Linked DNA regions of Homo sapiens: all the other regions are linked to region 3. A link is a contact called in ENCODE Hi-C or POLR2A ChIA-PET data. All regions are on one chromosome and are shown on one strand. Each heading gives the region's core, a stretch centred on a gene start or an enhancer-like site at or near the end of the contact. The rest is flanking DNA. Distances are from core to core; before and after follow the strand shown. Region 1 overlaps LOC105373262 (a long non-coding RNA gene). Region 2 overlaps ADSS2 (adenylosuccinate synthase 2). Region 3 overlaps LOC105373262 (a long non-coding RNA gene).

Region 1 (2,826 bases), core at 243-2,742, 65 kb before region 3:
TTCATATTTTCCAAAGTTCTCACCTGTCTCTCCTCAACTTTCCCTTCAACTAAACACAAAACACATCATGAAATCCCATCTCTACTAACAAAATACAAAAAATTAGCCGGGCATGGTAGCGCACGCCTGTAGTCCCAGCTACTCAGGAGGCTGAGCTGGGAGGATCACCTGAGCCCAGGAAGTAGAGGCTGTGGTGAGCTGAGATAGCACCACTGCACTCCAGCCTGGGTAACGAGAGTGAGACCCTGTCTCAAACAAACAAACAAACTAACTAAATAAATAAATAAAAACAAATAAACAGATAAATAAATAAAATTGTAATTCCAGAAGTCATTTTATACGAACCCAAATTAGTTTTTTTACCTTTTCACTTTGAAAAAAAATTACATGGAAACTATGTCTGTTTGCCCCATCGTCCCCCTTCCTGCACGTCATCACCACCGTCAGCCCTGTTGCCACAAAAGGTGGCACTTTCTTGGTCCTGTACAGAATGTAATTTTCACTTGCCCCTGGAAAATCAATATGGAAAGGCTCTAATTCCCCAGATCTCGATTTTTCAATAAAAAAGTGAAAATGAAACTCTGCGGGATTGCAGCCAAAATGGTGCCCTGAGCCAACCGCAGTCTGGAGGGAGACTCAGAGTTTCAGAGAAAACACCAACTTTTGACATTGTTCTGCTCAGATGACCCATCAGATGGGAGCAGAAGCCAGTGTCTAGGGGTCTATGACATAGACCGGGGTCTATGAGACTCGGCAGTGCTCCTTCCAGAAAGGCTTCTCACTCCAGAGGGATTCGGGGCAAAACTCTGCCTGTCCCGAGGTGCTACTGAGGGCCGGGATAGTAACAGGGAAAAGCTTAACTTTGGACCCAAAACATCCATGAGTTAAAATTCTGTCTCCATCATATTATAATGGCTACTTTCTGCTTAGCAGCTCTGATGATCTGATTTCGTCAACCCAAAGGAGGAGGAGGAAGAGGAGGAGAGAAGCTGAAGTTGTTGATTGAGCTCTCAGCGTTGACATGAGGAGTCCATGAAACAATCTACAGGAAGGCACCCCAAACGAAGCCTGGCTGGGAGTAGACATTCAATAGGGTGCATTTCCTTCCTGCCGCCACCCCCTCTGTCCCTAGAATTGAGGTTGAACAACTGATACCCTTCAGTACCTAGTGTTGTCAGTGGAGGGCCACAGTGAACTATTCAGTCCCCTACCCTAGGGCCTCCTAATCCCCCCACGATGGTGACAGACATAATGAAAGTGCCGTCGCCTATCTGCAGACTCTGTGACCAGACACCCTCCAAAGCAAAATCACCAAGGGCTCTTCTACAGCTCTTTCTGTGGCTGTTTTAACACTGACACCTGAGAAAGAAGAGCAGCCCCCAGCTTGAGACCTCATCCTGTAACAGGAGCTGGGCTTCCTGGCTGCTGCTGCTGCTGCTGCGTGCCCCAGGACAGCTCAGCCCGAGCCAAGCGCAGTGCCTGCCATTAGAGTGCGAGTCCCAGGACGCTTGGCTGCTGCCACCTGATCCTGGGTGGGTCACGTAGCTTCTGGGTGCTTCAGCGTCCTCAGCTGTCGAACAGGTTAATAATAGTGAGGCATGCTCTGACCCAGCGCAGTGGGGTTTAGCCAAGAGAAGCCTCCCTGACAAGTTCAATGATGGGAAAAAAAGAGACGACATTTTAAAGAACAAAACCACATAGCATTGAAGTTTGTTATTTCATGCTTATGTTCCTCTTGTGCCCCAAAGCAAAGGAAAGGGAATATTTAAGGTCCCCGAGATAACACACACCCACTTCTCCAGGTTTCCTGGTGTCTCTCTGTTGAATACGGCTCAGTCTTATGAGTTGCTTTCTTGCCAACCCCAGTAGCTTCCAAACCTGTGACCTGGAGGCTGTGCAGTGAGGGAGGAGGCAGGAGAGGGAAGGAATGGAGTGGAGGCTGGCTGTTGCAGGCAACCGCACAGGGTTTTAATGACTGCCCCGCCACCTCCACTTCCAGGTTCACCAAGACTCTATGCAATGGGAGAGGGGTAATTCCTCAGGAATTGTTATCATCAGAAAATGAAGGGATGGATTCTAGAGGGGTGCAAATAATTGATGCCAAGTACGATATAAAAGCATTGCTGAATTTTTTTAGGAAAACAAAAATAAGCAAACAAGTCTGCCTCCCCACACATGAATAGAACCAATTTGATTGACATGAAGAACTGGGGCCTTGAAGACAGTGTTTTCTGGCTAGGCATGGAGACAGGGACCATTGGCCACTAGTGCTTTGGGATTTCCTGAGTGGGAATGCCAGAGATTACTAAAGATTCAGCTGAGACAAGAGCCTCCTAAGCCACACCCATGGAGTTGCTCATCCAACCTTATCTAACAGCAAGAAGTTGGAAACAACCTAAATATCTATCAATAGAAAACTGACTAGGTCACACATACAATGCCATACTACTGTTCCATTAAAGGCTATTAAAAATGGGCTGGGCACGGTGACTCACGCCTGTAATCCCTGCACTTTGGGAGGCCAAGGCCAGTGGGTCACCTGAGGTCAGGAGTTCGAGACCAGCCTGGCCAACACGGCAAAACCTTCTCTCTATTTAAAAAAAAAAAAAAGCTACTAAAGAGAAAAAAAGAAAAAATAAAGATTCACACATAGAAAGATGCCCCCATAATATAGTATCAAGCAAAGAAATCAGTTTATATAAATTGTATGATATTATCCCATGTAGGTGAAAGGGAATCCACACATCTACGTTGCGTATATATTGAGAGGTATCCTGAAAGATGTTTGCAAAAATGTTACTGCAGCTTCTTCACGGGATAAGATCT
Region 2 (2,700 bases), core at 21-2,520, 110 kb after region 3:
ATTTAAGTGGCACCTAATTTAACATTTAAAATAGTTCATTAAAAGATAATCTACAAAACAATGTTATGCCTAATTGTCAAAATAACACCTTTTTTTTTTCAAGAAAGGAGAAATAAAGGCATAATCAAAATTATGGCTAACAACGTGGGTTCATTTTGACACTTACAGATGATTCTGTAGGCATATCGGCAGGCACGATGTTGAAAACCAATCCACTAGATTTAAAATTAATGGTAAGATAAAAAAGAAAAGATACACATTTCAGAGGTAATGTTTGAAATTAAAGAAAAATATCCACCATATATTACAACAGATCTTTTAATGACTATTTTTAACATAAAGATTGTTGTTTTGGGAAACATCTATTCTCTTTGAACATTTCACTAAATTTTCAATGTATTAAATAACTGACAGAAATAAGTTCTGTGTTCTGTACAAATTAAAGGTCCCATGAATACATAACCCCCTCCCAGCCCCACCAAAGCTCAATTTTGCATGGTTTCAGCAGAAAATAGACAGCCCAAAATTTAAACAGAATTCATAGCATTACAAAAGTTTACAGAACCCCTATGTTTTCATCATTTGTTTCTAACAACAAAGATTACAATGACAGAACTGAATGATCAGAATGTAAAAATATTTGTGCAAAACTGCATTAATTGTTCTTACCATCTAATAGGGGTAAAACTTAAGAACACGCAATGACAATAATGAAGAAAAACTACATTAAAAGTAATTCTACTTTTGATATCAAACAACATGGATTATACTATTACTAAACATTGAAAAAAAAAACGTGGCACCATGAGAGCAGCAGGAGCAACAAATGATTTGGCAATTCCAGCTAAAGAAAGCTGACACTGGAATATGCCAAAGTTAATCTCCACAGTAGGCATCCATCTGAAAAGACTGGAAACAACTGTAGGGCTTCAAACTTACTTCAGTGTCTTTATTCTTGAATTTGCAGGTCATAAATGAAATATTTAAGAAAGTCTTTTCCCCTCCCTCTCAAGGAGTGTTTCTTGCATTACTGGCAATCATTAAAAGAGTTGAATCATAGATTCTCTGGATTTACCAACACCAATCCACTTAACTAGGAGAATACAAAGAGAAAAGGAATTGAATCAATTCATCTCTAATGTTCACTCGTTGGGATTAAAACAGGTAGTCCCCTACTTTTCTCAGTATCACCATAACTTTTCCCTATGTGCCTTTTTGCTGTTCTCTATTCTGTTAGCAGACTGTGCCGATTTCTAAACAGGATGTACAAATAAGACCCAGCACAGGACAGTATGCCTTACTGTTCCCTTTTTAACTGTGCAATATTTTCACTTTCCTAATGACTTAGGATAGTAAAATATTGACCAACACCAGCAGAGACCTACAGAAAGTTGGTGATCAAGTTCCTGATAACAGGCCAAGATAAGCATCTTCAACATCTAGATGAGAATATGATTTTAACTTGCACAGCCTCAGAAACTGCCCACTACAGGAGTCTATGGAAATCGAATCATCTGCATCACATGGTTTCAGATTATTTGCAGAATTGCCAGCTTCCATAAGGTACTGTTAGGATCAACCTTCGTGGTATTTTACAGATTTTTGTTAGACTCACTGCTGTTTATATTTCAAGAAAATGCTGACCAAGAGCAGTAAGCAAATATGCTTACTAAATTTGACATCATGCTGGGAGGGGCAACTAGTAATTTGGAAAACAAGAATCATGCTGGAAACGAAGCACAAGGCAAAAGAGATTTTACACGGAGGACACATCCCACACACTTCACTTTTTCTTATGTTTCAAATATCCATCAATGCCAACAAAACGATACAAGGAAAAAGCCATCTGTTAAAAGAATGACTTCACATAACTAGATACAGCCATACGTTGTTATGCCTAACTCCCTCGCCATCTTATATTTGTTCTTTAATAAATAGGCTTAATTATTTTTAAAAATTTTTTCTTACATTTTTTTCTAGTGAGATTTCCCATTTTCTATACCAATTATTTCCCAGTGTATATTCAGGAAACTCCAAATCTCAAGGGTAATTTAACCCAAACAAACCATAAACCATTTTTAACCCCCCAAAAACACACAACATTTTTTGTGGTGGTAGAGATACATGAGGATTTGTTATTAAGAGGGAGAAGTGAATGAGACAATGTCACAGGATAAAAAAAAAACAGACTAAGAATTAAAGACAGGGTCAGAAAGGGTGAGAAGTAATCTATTATCTTCTATTTAAAGATGAGCATCGTATTTACTTTAAGGAATAAAAATATTACTTTGTATCTTCCTGGGCATTTATGCAAATCATGTGCACTCTGTAAAGTAACAATGATCTTTCCTTTATTCTATTTCAAAGGCACATAGGCAAGTTAAAAGAAAAGACAGTTGGCCGGGCATGCTGGCTCATGCCTGTAATCCCAGCACTTTGGGAGGCTGAGGTGGGCAGACCAAGAGGTCAGGAGAGACCAGCCTGGCCAACATGGTGAAACCCCGTCTCTTACTAAAAATACAAAAATTAGCCAGGCGTGGTGGCGCGCACCTCTAATCCCAGCTACTCGGGAGGCTGAGGTAGGAGAATAGCTTGAACCCAGGAGGCAGAGGTTGCAGTGAGCCGAGATCCCGCCACTGCACTCCAGCCTGGGACAGAGCGAGACTCCGTCTCAAAAAAAAAAAAAGAAAAAAGAGAGAG
Region 3 (2,700 bases), core at 160-2,659:
CCTCACTGAAGGCTCAGAGGTTAGGAGTTTTTGAAGGGTAGTTTGGGAGAAGGGATGGAGGTGTCTGGGCAATGGGTGCTTGCTGCTGATTGGCTGGGGGTGCAATCATAGGGGTGTGGGAAATGGTCCTCCTGTGCCTGAGTCCTTTGTGGGTGGGGCCACAGGAGGGGTCAGTGGGTCTAGGTGGAGGCATGAGTGTCAGACATCAAAAAAAAAGACTGAAAAGATATCCCAAAGGCCAATCTTAGGCTCTATAACGGTGATATTATCTGCAGGAGTAATCTGGGAGGTTGCAAATCTTATGACCTGCAGAATAATGGTTGGCAATCATTTATGTCTACACCTTAGCAGAATTCAGGCTCCTCTACCCTGCTAGCCTGGTGGTCTCTCATTACTTTTACAAAAGCAGCTGACTTTGGGGAAAGGGCTATTATCATTTAACTCTCAAAGTTAGCTTGGCCTACACCCAGAAATATTAACAATTAATGGCAACTTGAAGGCTAAAGGCAAGATGAGGGTTGGCTAGATCAGATCTCCCTCACTGCCATAGTTCTCTCACTGACCTAATTTTTGCAAAGCGGTTTCACTGTGTTTCTTGTAAAGGTAGAGGAGAAAGCCCCTCTCCTCCCTCCCTCCCTCTGTGTCACATTTTATTACTTGTGTTAGTGAGCACTAAAAAATGTAAGTCCTGGGTCTTGTGTGAAAAGCTTGCAGTTTTAGGCTGGGCGTGGTGGCTCACACCTGTAATCCCAGAACTTTGGGAGGCCGAGGCGGGTGGATCACCTGAGGTCAGGAGTTCGAGACCAGCCTGACCAACATGGTGAAACCCTGTCTCTGCTAAAAATACAAAATTAGCCGGGCATGGTGGCGGGCGCCTATAATCCCAGCTACTCGGGAGGCTGAGGCAGGAGAATTGTTTGAAGCCGGGAGGCGGAGGTTGCATTGAGGTGAGCTCGCACCACTGCACTCCAGCCTGGGCAACAAGAGCGAGACTCCAAAAAAGGAGACAGAGAGAGAGAGAGAGAGAGAAACGAAAAGCTTGCAGTTTCGACATGCCCTGCTTCTCTGCAGAGACACAAGTCCATGACACTGGTGTCGTGGTTCCTTTTCACTCTCATTGTTTTGGTTGTTTCAGTTCTTTCCCCCCATTTCTCAAACAATCTCCTCCCTCTACTGCAACCAAAAAGCCCCATGCCTCTTCTCCCACCACCCTGCAGACTCAGACAAGACTGCATCTCAGCTTGCTCTCAGGCTGAGAGCACTGATAGCTTGGCTTTATCTAGCAGACAACAGGAAGCCTCTGAAGGGCTCTGGGCAGAGAAATCGTTAGGAAGATGCATCTTGGCAGTAGTTCCTCAAATGAATTGGGCGGTAGTGAAACGTCTTGATTCTCAGAGCAGACTCAGCGTGGGACGGCACACTGGTGCCACCTGGAGGCGGCCGGCCTCAATTACAGACGCAGTTTACAGAAAGCTGACAAAACCCTTCTGAAACCAAATCTGAAACAGAAAGCCATCGAGTGACTTTTTAGCGCTACAGGAAGAGTGGTCTGTTTATTTGGGCTAAGCCAGCAAGGAACAAAACTTCAGGGAAGTGGCCCTGCTAGAGACTCTAGGACTAGCCTGGCCCTCCATGTCCTCCTTTGGGAGAGGCTGACTTACAAGGAGGTTCTTTTTTTTTTTTTTTTCTTTTTGAGACGGAGTCTTGCTCTGTGGCCCAGGCTGGAGTGCAGGGGCGCGACCTCGGCTCACTGCAAGCTCCGCCTCCCGGGTTCACGCCATTCTCCTGCCTCAGCCTCCCGAGTAGCTGGGACTACAGGCGCCCGCCACCACGCCTGGCTAATTTTTTGTATTTTTAGTAGAGACGTGTTTTCACCGTGTTAGCCAGGATGGTCTCCATCTCCTGACATCGTGATCCGCCCGCCTCAGCCTCCCAAAGTGCTGAGATTACAGGCGTGAGCCAGCGCGCCCAGCCACAAGGAGGTCCTTGAATTAGTTATTTTTGTAATAAAACCTCCCAGGATGGGCTGGGGAGCGCCCACCCCACCACCACCACCACCGAAATCTGTTTTGCAACAGATTTGCAAACCAACATATTTGCCAAAATACAGGCTTGTCATTTCTCAGGAGAAGGGGGATAACTGGTTCTTGCTTCAAGTGAAAACCACCACACAGGAAAGAGAATGTGTCCCTAGCACGGTGGCTCACACCTGTACTCCCAGCACTTTGGGAGGCTGAGGTGGGCAGATCACCTGAGGCCAAAAATTCAAGACCAGACTGGCCAACATGGTGAAACCCCGTCTCTACCAAAAATACAAAAATTAGCCGGGCGTGGTGTTGGGCACCTGTAGTCCCAGCTACTCAGGAGGCTGAGGCTGGAGAATTGCTTGAACCCGGGAAGTGGAGGTTGCAGTGAGCTGAGATTGTGCCACTGCACTCCAGCCTGGGCGACAGCGAGACTCCATCTCAAAAAAAAAAAAAAAGAGAGAGAGAGAATGTGTTCCCAGACTAGAGACAGGGTGTCACAGGTGACAATGGCAGTCAGAGCCTGCCCTGTTAGCCTGCCCAGGTTTTTCCAGTACTTTTTTATTTTCCCTAAAGATCCTGTGATTTACAACACAACCTAGGCATTAACAAGCAAGGAAAACTAGAAATTGAAATGAAGCGGTTTTCAGAATAAGGATTAGACTCCAGAATCCCA

The links. Hi-C counts contacts between places; a loop is a spot of excess contacts on that map. ChIA-PET counts read pairs that join two places held with the same protein, here RNA polymerase II (POLR2A). Pooled maps may share reads with other maps.
Region 1: a loop to region 3 is called in a pooled map, with 2.7 times the contacts of the local background. The contact joins two enhancer-like sites. A Hi-C loop is called at or near these places in 1 of 37 single-sample maps with no recorded cell type and 4 of 50 pooled maps. POLR2A ChIA-PET finds 5 or more read pairs at or near these places in 1 of 52 experiments (BJ).
Region 2: a map with no recorded cell type shows a loop between it and region 3 (5-fold over the local background). The contact joins two enhancer-like sites. A Hi-C loop is called at or near these places in 6 of 168 maps with a recorded cell type or tissue (Calu3, K562, MCF 10A and 3 more), 10 of 37 single-sample maps with no recorded cell type and 9 of 50 pooled maps. POLR2A ChIA-PET finds 5 or more read pairs at or near these places in 4 of 52 experiments (H1, MCF 10A, WTC11 and 1 more).

The regions. Positions count from the first base shown.
Region 1 is chr1:244,233,004-244,235,829 of GRCh38, forward strand. All of the region lies in intron 2 of LOC105373262 (a long non-coding RNA gene), which reads right to left. Among named protein-coding and RNA genes, the nearest start is that of SPMIP3, 120 kb to the right of the region's middle. Within about 2 kb of position 1,493, at least 2 of the 41 ENCODE cell types and tissues checked have a DNase peak (open chromatin) inside an H3K27ac peak, as active enhancers do.
Region 2 is chr1:244,408,546-244,411,245 of GRCh38, forward strand. ADSS2 (adenylosuccinate synthase 2) reads right to left here. Exons shown (of 13, transcript NM_001126.5): 13 at 1-1,093. The coding sequence ends at 1,041. Among named protein-coding and RNA genes, the nearest start is that of ADSS2, 42 kb to the right of the region's middle. Within about 2 kb of position 1,271, at least 2 of the 41 ENCODE cell types and tissues checked have a DNase peak (open chromatin) inside an H3K27ac peak, as active enhancers do.
Region 3 is chr1:244,298,207-244,300,906 of GRCh38, forward strand. All of the region lies in intron 1 of LOC105373262 (a long non-coding RNA gene), which reads right to left. Among named protein-coding and RNA genes, the nearest start is that of SPMIP3, 53 kb to the right of the region's middle. RefSeq lists an enhancer at 1,516-1,585. Within about 2 kb of position 1,410, at least 30 of the 41 ENCODE cell types and tissues checked have a DNase peak (open chromatin) inside an H3K27ac peak, as active enhancers do.